2 separate regions of the Homo sapiens genome follow, and region 2 is linked to region 1. A link is an interaction called in ENCODE POLR2A ChIA-PET data of the cell type or tissue named here. Cell type or tissue: MCF 10A. All regions are shown on one strand. Links, peaks and the distances in the headings refer to the core of each region. The heading gives the core; the rest is flanking DNA.

Region 1 (8,333 bases), core at 250-8,249:
CCAAGATCAAACCACTGTACTCCAGACTGGGCAACAGAGCGAGACTTGGTCTCAAAACAAAAACAAAAACAAAAACAAAAACAAAAAACCACCAAAACTTTTCATATTAAAAGCTTTTCAAAGTAAACAAAACTAATGATACGACATTAAAGAGTTTCATTTGGGCGGGGCGCAGTGGCTCATGCCTGTAATCCCAGCACTTTGGGAGGCTGAGGCGGGCAGATCATGAGGTCAGGAGATCGAGACCATCCTGGCTCACATGGTGAAACCCCATCTCTACTAAAAATACAAAAAGCTACTCAGGAGGCTGAGGCAGGAGAATGGCGTGAACCTGGGAGGTGGAGCTTGCAGTGAGCTGAGATTGCGCCACTGCACTCCAGCCTGGGTGACAGAGCGAGACTGTCTCAAAAAAAAAAAAAGAAGAGTTTCATTTGTTTTACTTTTAAATCCTAAAAATCCTTATACATTTTCTCATGTACTTGTGCAAGTATCTCAGTAAGATACATTCAAACAGGTTGTGTCTATTTGCACATGAAACAGTAGTATCTGAGTATGCCCTTTCCTTGGTCCTTGGATAATATAATTTTGTTTGTGACAATTCAATTGTAATAAAAGATACATCAGTGATATTTTAACCTGAATTTCCCTGACATGACTTTGTATTTATTATGTAATTTTAAAAACATATATAATTCAAGTTTTAAGAAAAATTACAAAAAACACTCCTAAAATTTCCATACACTCTTTACACAGGATCACTAATTCTTTGTATTTTGTCCCAGCTTTTTTTGGAGACAGGGTCTTGCTCTGTCACCCATGCTGAAGTACAGTGGCTCGATCATAGCTCAGCCTCAACCTCCTGGGTCCAAATGATCCTCCCACCCCTGCCTCCCGAGTAGCTGGGACTACAGGTGCGTATCAACACAGCCAGCTAATTTTTTAATTTTTTGTAGAGATAGGGTCTCCCATTGTTGGCCAGTATGGTCTTGAAGTTCTGGGCTCACGTGATCTGCCTGCCTTGGCTTTCCAAATTGCTGGGATTATAGGTGTGAACCACCGTGCCTGGCCTAGCATGTTAAACTAATAAATAAACAAATGACCAAGTTGCAGAATAATAACAGTAAGGATGCATTTTATGATTTTATGATTTTATGTTTTTTTTTGAGATGGAGTCTCACTCTGTTGCCCAGGCCAGAGTACAGTGGCATGATCTCGGCTCACTGCAACCTCCGGCTCCTGAGTTCAAGCGATTCTCCTGCCCCAGACTCCTGAGTAGCTGGGAGTACAGGTGCGCACCACCACGCCCGGCTAATTTTTGTATTTTTAGTAGAGACGAGGTTTCACCATGTTGGTCAGGCTGGTCTCGATCTCCTGGCCTCAAGTGATCTGTCTGCCTCAGCCTTCCAAAGAGTTGGGATTACAGGCGTGAGCCACTGCACCCGGCCAGCATTTTTCTATTATCCTATTCGATTCTGCTTTTGTTTTTGTTTTTTCCCTTGAGAATGTTTTGACACATTGCTAGTGAAATTAAAAATAAATAAACACACTAATGGGAGGTCTAACAATCATGCCAGCTTAGGGGAAGCAGCCACTATTTAAACATTAAAGAATCAAATACAGTTACACAGCATACACAGAATAAAAGTTGACCTGGGGGCTCTTGCTGTCTATAGGAAATTGCACCAACCCATTCAGAAAGGAATAAAAGGAACTCTACACTCTCCTATGTTTCAACTGCCAAGCTTTGCTGTTTATCCTAAGTCTTTACAGATTCCATATTCTCTGTGAGGGAGGGAGGGAGGGAAGAAAGAAAGACAGAAAGAAAGAGAGAGAGAAAGAAGAGAGAGAAAGAGAGGAAGGAAGGAAGGAGAGAGCGAAAGAGAGGAAGGAAGGAAGGAGAGAGAGAAAGGAAGAAAGAAAGGAAAGAAAAGAAAAGGACAGAGGGAGGGAGGAAGGAAGGGAGGAAGGGAAGGAGAGAGGGAGGGATTCGCCGTGCACCTAACACATTCTAAACCCTTGCCATATATGCTATTTCATTTAGTTTTTGAAACTCCAAGAAGCATTTCTTGTCCCCATTTTATGGATGGGAAAACGAGGTTTAACAAATTCGTGTAAGTTCTCAAGGAACCTGGATTCAAACTTAGTCCTTCCTGACTCCAAAGCCCACTGACCGTCCTCTACCAAGAATCGCTTTAGAGGGGACTGGAGAACAGGTTTGCAGTTGTAGAATCTTACACTGGTGGGTCTAGGTGGTGCATAGTCCTTTTCCTCCTTTTCTAGAGGTGCTCTAGAAAACACCTGGGGAGATGCCCCGGGCATGTTGGACAAACTTCTCTCCAGAGTTTTCCATTTCTCTCTGCTCCTGTCTGCCCATGGCACCTGATCTCAAGAGGGATAAGAAGGAGAGAAAAAGGGAAGACAGAGAAGAAGAGAGGGGTGGGATAATGAGAGAAAGAGAGGCAGAACCCCAAGCAGGAGCCTACAGAGGAGTCGACACAATAGGAAGACAGAGAAAAACGGAAGGAAGGGAAGAAGGGCAGGGCCTGTGAGGCAAGGAGCTTTGGGAGTCCTAGTCTCATAAATTAAAAGGATGACAACAAAGCCAGGCAGGAAGGATTTAAAAAAATTTTAAAAAGGCCGAACCCAGTGGCTGGCACCTGTAATCCCAGCACTTTGGGAGGCTGAGGTGGGTGGATCACCTGAGGTCAGGAGTTTGAGACCAGCCTGGGCAACATGGTGAAACCCTGTCTCTACTAAAAATACAAAAATTAGCCGGGCGTGGTGGCACATGTCTGTAATCCCAGCTACTCGGGAGGCTACTGAGGCAGGAGAATCTCTTGAACCCGGGAGGTGGAGGTTGCAGTGAGCTGAGATCGCGCCACTGCACTCCAGCCTGGGCGACGGCGTGAGACTCCATCTCAAAAAAAAAAAAAAAAAAAAAAAAAAAGTAAGTGCTTTCCCCCAGTAGACTGAGAAAGGGGAAGGTTAGTGAAGGGCGGAGAGAAGCAGCCCAGACCCCACCCACATTCCTCTGCATCCAGGGAGGAGGGTCCTAGCTGCTGCCCCTGGGGCCTGGCTGACCAGGTGAGCGGCTGCACAGCCCCATCGGAGCCAGGCCCGCCCTGGAGTTATCCTGCACACTTTGGACCCAGCACCCACAGCAGCCCTGCGCCTTGGTTCACTGGACAAACTTTGGCTCTTCAGACAAACTTTGAAAATCCCTAACTTCTTAGGGATTTTCCCTAAGATCCAGCAAACCAGCCGGATTAGTCTTTGGGAGAAAGGAGAGAGAGAATATGAGAAAGAAAGAGGGAATGAGAGGAGGAAGAGAGAAGAGGAGTTAGAGAAAGAGAAGGTCAGAAAGAAGGAGAGCAGGAGAGGAGGGCAAGAGGCCTGGAGAAAGAGAGTGGGAGATGGAACCAGGCGAGGAGGTGGAGAAGCTGCCAGAGGAAGTGAAGGGAGGAAGGAGACATTATATATTCCTAGGAAGGAACAATATAAGATCTTTCACCACGTCCCAGAGGTCAATAAACTGGCCTGGGAAATTAAGAACAAGTTGTCATTGAGGATTAGCAAAAGGCCTGAGGAAGTACAAAAATTCCTGCCAGCTTTCATAAAGCTGCCTCTAAGAAATTAAAAATCACAGGCCACAATAAATACGGCCCACGTCTATCCACACCCATGTCCACATGACAGCCTGGAGAATGAGGCATCCTTCGAGGCCTTGCTTTAATGTGAGTAATTACAATTATGCAAGAATCCCATGGGCTATAATCATACACCCACTACGTGAGCTACTGGGAAGAGGCAAGGAGGTGAATGCCAGCAACAAATGCACAGGAAGGAACATTCTAGAAGAGATATGAGAAAGTGGAATTAAACACGGATGGCGGGTCTTGGTTCCTACTAATGGGGTATGATGCATCCATTTCTACATTACATGGGCGGAAGGTTAAAACAAATAGTTTTTCTCATGACCAAGACTCTTTTTTGGAAACTTTTTTTTTTTTTTTTTTTTAGACAGAGTCTTGCTGTGTCACCCAGGCTGGAGTGCAGTGGCGCGATCTCTGCTTACTGCAAGCTCCACCTCTTGGGTTCAAGCCATTCTCCTGCCTCAGCCTCCCTGAGTAGCTGGGACTACAGGCACCCACTACCATGCCCAGCTAATTTTTTTGTATTTTTAGTAGAGATGGGGTTTCACCATGTTAGCCAGGATGGTCTCCATCTCCTGACCTTGTGATCTGCTCGCCTCGGCCTCCCAAAGTGCTGGGATTACCGACGTGAGCTGCTGTGCCCGGCCATTTTTTTTTAAGAGATGGGGGTCTCACTCTGTTGCCCAGGCTGGTCTCGAACTCCTGGGCTCAAGTGACCCTCCCACTTCAACCTCCCAAAGTGTTGGGATTCAGGCATGAGCCACCGTGTCTGGCTGGAAACTTTCAAGGGAATGGATTTTGCCTGTATGTTACTCATTTTCTGAGGCTATTTGGTGATGGTCTCACACTATGGTTGAAGATAAGTTGGAATTTTCTTAACTAAAGTTACCTTTTTAATATTCTTTATTAATCACCCCTTAGGTTGTTATCAGAAATTGGGTAAACTGTCAGTCATGGTGGTTCATGCCTGTAATCACAGCACTTTGGGAGGCCAAGGTGAGAGGATCACTTGAGGCCAGGAGTTTAAGACCAACCTGGGCAACATAGTGAGACCCCCATCTCTATGAAAAAGATTTAAAAACTAGCCAGGCATGGTGGCACATGCCTGCAGTCCCAGCTACTCAGGAGGGTGAGCTGGGAGGATCCCTTGAGCCCAGGAGGTCGAGGCTGTAGTGAGCCATGACTGCGTCACTGCACTCCAACCTAGGCGACACAGTGAGACCCTGTCTCAAAAAACGTAAAGTAAAATAAAAAAAATAAAATGGGAAAACTAGCAATTTTCTGCAAGGAAATAAGTTTTGCCACCTTGTGAATGGCCAGCCTGTCTTTGATCACAAGGGCAACTCACAGGCAAAGGATTACTGCTATTTCCTAATTTTAGTTTGTTTTTAAAGAGATGGGGTCTTGCTGTGTTGCTCAGGCTGGTCTCATACTACTGGGCTCAAGAAATCCTCCCACCTCAGCCTCCCAAGCTGTAGGGACTACAGGCGCATGCCACCATGCCTAGCTGATTGCAATTTCTACCCTGGGGCCCCAGGCCCTTCTATAGCGATTCCTCAAGAGTCTACTGTCATAGAAGCAGCTGTCTTCAGCTTCTCTCCCTAGGCCTTCTTTGTTGGCCACCAGCAATTCTTGGGGTAGCCAATGTCTTGAAGTTCAGGACCAACTGCCGGAGAAACCAGACCCTGATCCTGGCTGCCCCTCATCTCCAAGTCTCAGCAGACGCTGCTGAGTTGGTGCCTTGCGGGAGACCATTAAGTCCGACTCCAGGGATCCAAGGTCTACCACTGCCCCAAGATTACGGGGTCCAGGCCAGGCGTGATGGCTCATGCCTGTAATCCCAGCACTTTGGGAGGCTTAGGCAGGAGGCTCGCTTGAGTCTAGGAGTTTGAGACCAGCCTGGACAACATAATGGGACCCTATCTCTACAAAAAAAAAAAAAAAAAAAAAATCAGCTGGGTGTGGTGGCGTGTGCCTATAGTCCCAGCTATTTGGGAGACTGAGGTGGGGAGGATTGCTTGAACCTGGGAGGTCGAGGCTGCAGTGAACCGGGATCATGCCACTGCACTCCAGCCAGGGTGACAGAATGAGACCCTCTCTGAAGAGTCCAATGTCCATACTTGGCTTCCTTCAGCATCTCCCACCTTCTAGCATCTCCTTGCTTCTAGAACCAGATAGCAACTTTTTTGGAGCACCTCCTCAAGGGCAGGCGTAGGGCTAGATGCTTTACGTCTTTCATTTGGCCCTCACAATTATAGGAGGCACTGCTATAGACAGTTTCACAGATGAGGAAACTGAAGCTTAGTGAGATAACTTGTTCAAGTTCACATTGTTTGTGATGGAGCCACTAATCAAGTCCAGGGTTGCCTGGTTCTAAAAGGTTGCTCTGGCCAGGTACAGTGGCTCATGCCTGTAATCCCAGCACTTTGGGAGGCCAAGGAGGATGGATCATCTGAGGTGAGGAGTTGCAGAACAGCCTGACCAACATCATGGAGAAACCCCGTCTCTGTTAAAATACAAAATTAGCCGGGCGTGGTGATGCATGCCTGTAATCCCAGCTACTCAGGAGGCTGAGGCAGGGGAATCACTTGAACCCAGGAGGCGGAGGTTGCGGTGAGCAGAGATCATGCCAGTGTACTCCAGCCTGGGCAACAAGAGCGAAACTCTGTCTCAAAAAAAAAAAAAAAAAATGTTGCTCTCTGCTTCCACTGCTTCATCCTGCCTTTAGTGCTTATGCCCTTTGGGTCTTGAAAACTGTTCCTACCTTCAAGAGTCTCCCAGATGAAATCCACGTACTCCAGAGCCGGGTTGAGTGGGTGGGTGGCGGGGGAGTGTCCCTTGAAAATTCTGACTACCTCATTAATGGGGATTTGCTGACAGTTACTCACTCACAGGCATTTTCTTAGGACAAGGAGGGCTTGGAGAAGAAAGGCTAGTTCTCAAGAGGAGGAATGAGAGTTTGAACCAGAAATGTGTAACAAACACTCCCTACATTGTGGAATCGCAAGTGGAGAAGGCCAGAAGTGGCTGGGGAGGGTGCCAGACTCCAGGCTGGGAAGCTGGAGGCCTCCATTTTGCTGAGGATGAAACTGTCATTTTTTGTACCTGGGGATGCAGACCATGTACCTATCAAAGCTTAGTTTAGCAGAAAAAATTCAGGATGTTGGAGTGGGTTGGCTTCTTCCAGCAGCCTTCAATGAAGCACTTTGGGAGGCAGGCTGAAGGTGCTCTGTTTTCCAGCAAGAAGTCAAAGGACTCTGGTTGGCTAAGAGAGGTTCTTTCCACCTGTGGCCTGTAATTTAAATGACCAAAAGTCCTAACCCTGGGTACTGCAGGGCTGGAAAAACCACATTTTTCTATCTCAAACCCAGTTTATTCACGCAGGAATGGGGAGGGTTCTCAGAAGATGAGATGAGAACACAGAAAAAGCCTGGCCTGCCTCATCCTAGGCTGTCTCCCGGCTTGTTCTGGTGAACATTGTCTGTCTAAGCAAGGGGGATGCATGTGCTTTGTGAAGTGTCTGGGAACAGTCTGAGGGCATGAAGAAATAAGAATCTGCCTACCCAAGGCTATTGTCTTTATTTCCTACAAAGCAAAGGCTAAAATGAAGGAAGAGGCCACACACTAGGCCTGAACTAAAGGTAGTGCTTCAAACTCTAGGTATGACACATTAGTGGACTATAAACTCAATTTGATGGATTGTTACTGGCTTGTTTTTTCTTTTCTTTTTCCTTCTTTCCTTCCCTCTTTCCTTCCTTCTTCCCTCCTTCCCTTCTTTCCTTCCTTCCTCTTTCAACAGAATAGAAACTATTAGCATGTAACCCATGTAGTGGCCATAAATACTGTTGTATAATAAAACTTATGATTTAGTTATACATAAATACATACCAATATGCACATGCATAATTGTATACTAGGTCATGAAGTAAATTCATTCTCATTATGGGTCATGGCCAAAAAATTTGAAAACTAGTAGACAGGTGAAGCATAGAGATTTGGGGCCAGAAAGTAGAAATTTCCAGGTTGAAAACACATGATCAAACAAAACCTCTGACTATGGTTACGACCCAATGGAGTTGTCTAGAGGCAAAAATATGAAAAGCCTATTAGTTTTTGGGGGGATGAGTATTGCTAAAGAAATGGCAAGAAAGGGTGACAATAGTCTGCAATTGTTTAAATTGTTAGGTGTACTTTAGGTCAATCTCTAGCCTCCTGCTATAGACCCAATGTGTCCCCACCTAAATTCACATGTTAAAATCCTAACCCCTAATATGATGGTATTTGAAGGTGAGGCCTTTGGGAGGTCATTAGGTCATGAGGGTGGAACCCTCACAAATAGGATTAGTGCCCTTATAAAAAAGGCCTGAGAGAGAGCTCCCTTGCCCCTTCTACCATATGAGGACACAGAAAAGATGACTGTCTATGAACCAGGAAGTGAGCCCTCACCAGAAACCAAATCTGCTGGTGCCTTCATCTTGGACTTCCCAGCCTCCAGAACCATGTGAAATACATTTCTGTTGTTTATAAGCCATCCAGTCTAGAGTTGTTTGTTATGGCAGCCTGAACTAACTAAGACACCCCCAAAATCACACCAGAGGTAGTGAATTGCTAAAGCAGTACAGTCCTCAGAGAATGCATGTTCCCATTGCCTTCCTCAGAGATGCCCATGAAGGACAGATG
Region 2 (8,333 bases), core at 281-8,280, 420 kb after region 1:
CTCCTACGGGTCATTATCCTCATTCTCTTGGTAACCAGATCCAGTTTCATGGCTTTAAATACCATCTATGTCCCAAGGAGTCCCAGATTTGTATGCCTAGCTCAGACGTCCCTTCCAAAATCCAAACTTGAATATCCAATGGGCTAATCAGCATCTTCACTTGAATTTTTAATAGACCTCTGAAAATCAATTAAGTCCAACTGTTTTTCTCCTCTAAATCTGCTCATCCCTCAGCCTTAGGCATTTCAGTTAATGGCAACTTCATCCCTCCATTTGCTCAAGAAAAAAGTACTGGGAGGTCATCTTGAACTCCCTCTCTTTTACAGCCTTCTTCTAACCCATCAGGAAATCTTCTTGGTGCTTCCTCCTAAATGTACACAGAATCCAACCCCAACCACTTCTTATCTCCCCATTGCTGCCACCCTAGTCAGTGCTAACAGCATTTCTCACCTAGATCATGGCAATAGCCCTTGATCTGCCCTTGCTTTCGTGCTGCCTATTCTCAACCCAAAAGCCAGAGAAATCCTTCTGATCTCATCTGAAACCCAGGTGAGATCATGTTACTCCTCTGCTCAAGGTCGTCAGATGGCTCCTCCTTTCATTCAAGGTAAAAGCCCATGTTCTTACAAGGGCCTGCAAGGTGATCTAACACCCACCTCCCTTACCTCTATGACCTCCTACTTCTCTTCCCCTTGCCCATTCAGCTCCAGCCATGGTGAATTCTTCAATGTTTCTTTAACACACAAAGTATACTTCCACTTTAGGGCCTTTGTACTTGCAGTTCTCTCTCCCTGGAATGCTCTTCTCCTTAAATATCCACAAAGGCAATGCTTTCGCCTCCTTCAACTCTTTGCTTAAATATCCTCTCAATGAGTTCTACCCTAACCATCCCATTTAAAATTGCAACCTGCCACCAACTCCAGACCTTTCAGTTTCTCTTACCCTTCTGTCTCTCTCGGCTTTATTCCATCTCATGCATCACCTTCTACTACATGCTATAATGTGTAACTTTATGGTGTTTATCGTTTGTCTGCCCCAGAAGGAATGTAACCACAAAGGGATCTCTATTTTGCTCACTGATAGATCTCACACTTTTAGAACAGTAGCTGGCAGATATTAGGTACTTGATAAATACTTGCTGAATTAAATTGCATTTGGTTTGAATGATAGGTGTTCTGAGGATCAAATGAGCTTCATATACATAAAGCTCTCAAAATAATGCACAATAAATGTTAGCTGCCACACCATCACTACCGCCATCATCGTAATCGTCACAGTTGCCAAATTGTGTGTCTGAGTCTTTCTTGTGGCATTTTATAACATCAGATGTAAAGACAAATGAATAATCACCAGGATATTTTCTTTGTACATAAGGAAACCTTTAGATTTTGGTGGGTATAATCCATCTCACAGTGACTCCCCAATCATCTCACTCTCATGACCCATGCATGGAGTGGGATGCTGTTAGTGCCCTTTTCACGGGGAGAGGAAGCAGGCCCCATAGCCACCTAGAGGGGATTTGATTAAGCGATGTGATGGTAAATGCCTGACAACCAACTCTTGAGGAAAAAAAAAAGCAAAAAACTTTGATTTGTAGTGTTAGCCGATTTCCCTGGTGTAAATTCTCCCACTGTGGTTGATTTCAACTTTCCGACACTATGTCCCTGAATGGAGAGCTCAAAAGTTGTACAATAAGTAGCACCCCATAATAGCCTAATTTCACCAGAAATGCAATAGGCATATATAACTTCAAAAGCACAAATAAGAGTAAAATGTATTAAAATAATTAGGAAGCAATCAGTTTTGAGTAATTGTTATTTAATCGTAAGTTTAATTTCATTTTTAATAAATGTTGTGTTTAACAACCTTCTCATCAAAATTCTTAGGAATTTAACAATCCACTCTTGGGAGCTGGTATGAGGAGAGTTCAGTGCACCACTGGTGAGATCTGAGTGGCTATCTGACCCAAATGGGGTCAATCAGGGTCTCCCCTAGAGACAGGGAGTTAAACCTTCAAGAACCAGTTTTCCACATTGCTGGAGTATGAAGTTGGGAACTGTGGACAGACACTCTCCATCTCCCATGAGGACAGGGTAGTAGGAAAAGAGTCTACTGAGAGAATAATGATCTGCAAAGAGAAGCAGCAATAAGAGACCAAGAAAAAATTCTGCCTGTGGTGCCCATCACCTTTCAATTCCTGACTCCAGCTATTTCAGAGGGTTGGCCCTTGGGTTCTATGTGCCCCCTATCTTTTTTTTTTTTTTTTCTTAGAAGGAGTCTCCCTCTGTTAGCCAGGCTGGAGTGCAATGGTGTGATCTCGGCTCACTGCAACCTCCACCTCCTGGGCTCAAGCGATTCTCCTGTCTCAGCCTCCTGAGCAGCTGGGACTACAGGCGCTCCCCACTATGCCCGGCTAATTTTTTTTACTTTTAGTAGAGACGGGGTTTCACCATGTTAGCCAGGATGGTCTCTATCTCCTGACCTCAGGATCCGCCCGCCTCAGCCTCCCAAAGTGCTGGGATTACAGGTGTGAGCCACCGCTCTCGGCCAAGCCCCCCATCTTTAATACAAATTTTCTATCACTGTGTAAGCTGGAGATGGTTTTAGATACTTGCAAACAAGTGTTCTCAGCATATATTATGCTTAGTTGATTGGGGTTGGCTGGAGTTACACCAGTGCAGTCAGGCACACCGATTACTTGATGCTTCTCTACAGGTATAGCTATCTTTAAATAGAAAAGTGAATTACTACATAATAAGTGCATTTATGTAAGTCTAAAACATTTTCAAAATATAAAGTTTATATCAGAAAAAATATAATTTTAAAAAACATTCAAAATATGAAGTTCACACCAGGAAAAAATAATAAAACAGGTTCTTGGTAGTGAAAATTTTGGGAGCTACAGCCTCAGTTTACATTGGCCAGTGTTACCCAAAAAGTCATCATTCGCTAACTTTAGACACATCACTTTCATTATTCTTGCTGCAACAGTGTGCCACCAAAGTCAATGCACTGCAGAAAAGAAATGCAATTCCTTCCATCTGCATAAAGTATAACCTCATTTAATTGTAACCTAAGTCAAAGTATCTATAAAATCATGGATTTAATATGTTAATCATATTTTCATACACTTTCGATTAAATAAGCTATTTTTAAGCAATGTTGCTGTGTGTGCCACCTAAAATGATACCCAGGACACACCCAGGAAAACATCACATCAGTTAGGCTTGATTCTCTACAGCTGTTCCTGGCACATGAGGTTTTCTCCGTCTCACTCCTGCGTAGCCCACGAGAGTCCGGATTTGTCAGAGGACTATGTTTCCAGGCTCCGGGACAGGAGGAACTAATCTGCTGTTATTAAAATGAGAGCAATACATGGTAGGCACACATTTAACTAAGGGATCTGTGTTTTATTATTTGGGAAGATGTATTTGCATAGGTTAATTCAATGACATTCTTTATTAAAAAAAAAGAAAGAAAGAAACTCACACAGTGAGCAGCGGCCAATCCTACCTTTCAACTTCATGTTAATTTGCCTTAGGGTTTATCTGAGCTGAGCATCCAAGAGATACCAGCAATAAGTTATCTATTTCATCACATGCTGGGCGAATAAGAGACCTGTCTCAGTTATGACCAATTGAATTTATTCTCTCAACACAGAGTATCCAAGCCCTAAGTAGACATGATGCTTTGGGCTGATGCTTATCTTTAAAACTTCAGCAGCTGATGGCTCAGAGTTCAGCATCACCAATACCACTTTCAGCCCTAAGAGGAGAAAGCTCAGGAATGTTTTCTTGTGTTCTGATTCCGGCTCTAAATCTAAAGTCACTTCTTTCTTCTTCTTTTTTTTTTTTTTTTTTTTTTTTTTTAGTCTCACTCTGTTGCCCAGGCTGGAGTGCAGTGGCGCGATCTTGACTCATTGCACCCTCTGCCTCCTGGGTTCAAGTGATTCGCCTGTCTCAGCCTCCCAAGTAGCTGGGACTACAGGCACGTGCTGCCACGCCCGGCTAATTGTTTGTATTTCTAGTAGAGATGGGGTTTCGCCATGTTGGCCAGGATGGTCTTGATCTTCTGACCTCGTGATTCACCCGCCTCGGCCTCCCAAAGTGCTGGGATTACAGATCACTTCTTAATGACTTAAACAAGTAGCCTGTAAGATCAGCAAATATAGAGGCTACAATTGTGCTTAATGGGAAGGCGAAGCCTGAGGATCCAAAGATGAGTCAGTAGTCCAAGTCCCTCTCCACACCTGAAGCAGTTCATTCTTCAGGAGTCCCATGAAAAGATGCTGGTGCCACAAGTCAGAATGCTTTTATACCTAACCAGGAAGATATGACATGTGGTGAAGGGACAAAAGCTGACCATTTAGGGTCGTGGCTTTTTTGAAATCCTATGGACTATCAAGCCACAAAGTAGTATCTTGGAATTCGACTTATCGATACAATCTTGAAAAGGCCATTACTAAAAGTAACTCTTACCCTTGCCTTCATTCTTCATATATGGGGCTCACTGCTTTAAATGTTTTCTAGAGTCATGCTGACTGGTCATTTTTGCATTCTGATTTCTTTTTTTCTGAGTAAACTGTGCAAATAAACAGATGGAATGTCCAAGTGATCATATAAGAACATTCTGAGCAATGAATATGAGCAGCAAGTCATCACGCAGCACCTCATCACGGCAGCACATGTACATATCACGTCAATGACTGTTATATCATTGTGTGTGTGTTTTTTAACACTAGTCAGCCTAAAATAAAAAAATGGAAAAGACTTCATGTCACCAGTTTTTCATCTTAGGCCCTCTTCTGTTTCCTCTGCTACACAGAGTTTGGAAAAAAATTTCACCAAAGGCTATTGAAATAAAATATAATTAAAAGTTCATGAAAAATAAAAAAAAGTCACCCTCTACTTGAGTAATCAACCTCAATTTCAGCTCTGAAGGTATCATCATTAATTGCGTGAAGTACATCATTAATTGCATTTTAGAAAAAAAAGCTTCAATATTTATTTCTAAAATGACATCTCCCTGAAAAAGTCATGTAAGTTTTCTTTCCTTGCCAAGGAAATAATCTTATCTCCTACCAAAGCAAGGATGAGAGGAGACATTTGGACAAAAGATCTGGGAAAGTAACACACAAATGTCCCCATCTCCCATGCAAATGGCCTCGTTTCTTGCGCAGCCCCTAATTCCTCACGTCTGCCACATGCCCATTGGTTAATACAGCGGAGACATGAGAGTTTAGAAATCCCACCTTCGCAAGCTTGACACCTCATATGGAAGCCGTCAGAAAAAGTGAACAGATAGATCTGCGCTCCTTAGTCATCGGGCAAACGACAATAACAATGCAGCACCATTTTCTGCCATCTTTTCAATAAACATGTCTTGGATAGGTCAGTGCAAACGATACAGACTGTACAGTGACTACCTCAGTGGACTAACCTAAAAGCATTAGTCAAATCCAAAGTCTCTGAGATACCTTATTGGCAGAAACAATACCTGTAACACATGAGGCAGGAGGTACGTGCGATGTGTCCCCTAAGCAGGTATGATCCAGAGAGGGAAGATTGTATGTAGGGGGAAATGACAGCATTGAATTTTAAATTCCCACTAAAAACAGAAACTAATAGCCTATGTTATCAAACAGCTTTCTTTTTTTCTTTCTTTCTTTTTTTTTTGCCTTTGAAAACTAGGAGAATTGAACAAGGGTATCTATGGGCTTCCAAGTATTTCTTCTGTGACTGTGTGGCCTGGTGGACACGTGCATAGTACACCTATCCCTGCATTCAAGCCATGAGTTTGGGAATGTCCAGAATTCGATTCCACATTGTTATCAGGTGAAACTGATTTTACGCGCCCACCCGCCTCTCCTGCAAGCCCCCAACCCCCTGAACATTTCTAAACTTCCTTGTTGCTATGGCTGCTTCTTCTCTTTTTTTAAATTTTTTTCCCTTCCTCTTCTTCTTTTTTTTTTTTTTTTTTTTTTTTTTTTTATAAGGCCTCTGGCCTTATACCGCTGTTTATTACCTCAGGCAAACTCTCTCTCTCACTCCTTTTCCCTCTCTGTTTCTTTAAATCTGTAAACCACAAAGCAGCATGCCAGCAACACCGTGGGTCAAGATATCAAAAGAGGGAACTTTTATAGGTTTCCTCGATAACATGGACAATAAAAGAAGAAGGGCGCACAAGCAGCATTACTGACCTTATTTGATGCTGTTCAGTAAAGAGAGACGGCTCTTCCACCGCCTGCCCGTGTAGGTCCGGGCCATCGGTGTGTGAAGAGGGAAGCTCTGTATCAACACCTGGTCTGGGTTTTCTTACACTCCTATGCCAAAGCCCTCCAAATGTTTTCGGCAAATAATACCCAAATAAATGGAAGGTTACTGAATACATGAAACTCACTGCAGCAAGAAATTGCTTTTCGACGCCCAGTATATACAGACAAACTGTTTTTCTCCCCACACTCACACATATGAATATCGGTAGGAATTTAGACTCTGCTAAGGACATGTGTGCTATGAAAGCAGAGGTCTGTCTTCCAAATATGATCGCTGTTAATCAGCAGTACTTACGCTGCCATAAGCTATATATTTTGGTGATTAGTATTAGAAGGAGAATGTTGGAGCTCATTGTCATAATGTTTCATGAAGACACATCATGTTGAAACAAAATGCATGTTTCTTTGGCCTGACGTGCCTGCTGGTTTTCATGTGATATGGGTCCAAGAGGAAAACGTCTTTAGCAGGCCTTAGGAATAACTGCTTCCACAACCATATGGGCTAGGCGAAGTCCTAGATGAGTAGAAATGAAACAGAACACTCCTGCTTTCACGTGAAACTCTTTTTTTGTTTTCCAAATAGTTAAAGTCACTTTAATCATCTATTTTCAAGGAAGATATATTTTCTCTCACAGTAAGAAACTGCAAAGGAAATAACCCCTTTTTTCTTCAGGTCCCCAAAGATCCCAGCTCCTAACTTTTAGTCGCATCAAAATCTCCTAAGAGAATCTAGTCTATGCCTCCATTGTCCAGCCTTAACAGAGAAAAAAGATCAATCATTTGAGTAGAAGTAAAAGCAGGAAGAGGATCAAGAGTTATTTTCTCCTATGCTGAAAATTCCATTCCCTGGCTCCTAAGAAGTTGCATACACAGTTTCCTTTGACTTTTTCAAGTATTTTTTAACCACTTGCTCTTTAAATAATACCAGTCTGAAAATCATCTCATTGTCCACCACCTTCACTGTTTTCTAGATGAGATACTGTGCTCGGTGAACATACTCCTCAATGGCAACCAAGACTGTGAACACCATATTTGCCAATTCCAGAGTCACTCTCACGCAAAGCCATCAACCTGCTCACTGTCAGAGGCCTCTGAGGACATCAGTGAGGGCTGGGCTGAGCCTAGGCCCACAGAGAGATGCAGGCACGTACTGCTTGGGCTATGCTTCCTAAATGTAGGGATTTTGGACCCAGGAAAATGAGATGCTCTTTTAGAATAGATGGTAGGGGTCATCTCAGAGACCCAGTTTCCCCAGCTGTTTCCAGAAACAGCAGCCCTGGCCCTGCCTACCCAGCAGGAGTTACCCCAAAGCACCAGGCCAGCCTGACCCAGAGCCTCATTCTCCACCCGTCCATCTGCAGCCTGGAGCATGTCTCCACCTTTATGAATATTTATTTTGGGCCCAGCAAATTCATGTGAGATTTGATGTGTCCTTCCCACTCTCCTCTCCACAGACCCCACGAAGTATTAAACACATGCTATCATCCCAGCACTTTGGGAGGCCAAGGCGGGAGGATCACTTAAGGCCAGGAATTTGAGACCAGCCTGAGCAACATAGCGAGACCTCATCTCTACGACAAATTTAAAAACTTAGCCAGGCCTGTGGGTGCACACCTGTGGTCCCAGCTACTCAAGAGGCTAAGGTGGCAGGATCGCTTGAGCTCAGGAGGTCGAGGCTACAGTGAGCTGTGATCACAGCACTACACTCCAGCCTGGGGGACACAGCAAGACTGGTCTCAAAAAAATAAAAATAAAAATAAAAATAAAACAGAAAAAGCCATACTATCAAACACACAAAACTAGGAATCCAATTCTATTTATTTGGCAGATGACCTAGAGGCTCCAAAAATGCCAAGAGCAAGTGCTTGGTCCCTGCATGCAGAGACGGATGCCTGGTCCTGCCATCACCCCTTTTCCTTACATGGGACGCTTGGATGAGAGAGAGGCGGCTCGCGAGGCAAATACGGGAGTGCAGTCGCCATTCCTCCTTCTGTCTTCCCTCCCAGCCCTGTCCTCCTGCCCTCCTGTTTGGTGGTTCTCTTTTTTTTTTTTTTTTTTT

What was found. Peaks named below come from ENCODE experiments on the same cell type or tissue, not always from the same donor. Only the 100,000 strongest peaks of a DNase experiment are listed, where the experiment ranks them.
Region 2: POLR2A ChIA-PET joins it to region 1 with 5 read pairs; 2 of 35 experiments call an interaction of 5 or more read pairs at or near these places.

Annotation. Positions count from the first base shown.
Region 1 is chr16:73,109,796-73,118,128 of GRCh38, forward strand. It overlaps a transcript of ZFHX3 not described here. Among named protein-coding and RNA genes, the nearest start is that of HCCAT5, 22 kb to the left of the region's middle. In MCF 10A, for the core only: no CTCF peak of the experiment used is centred there; a DNase peak (open chromatin) is centred at 3,736.
Region 2 is chr16:73,533,473-73,541,805 of GRCh38, forward strand. It overlaps a transcript of ZFHX3 not described here. Among named protein-coding and RNA genes, the nearest start is that of TRK-TTT1-1, 59 kb to the left of the region's middle. In MCF 10A, for the core only: no CTCF peak of the experiment used is centred there; no DNase peak of the experiment used is centred there.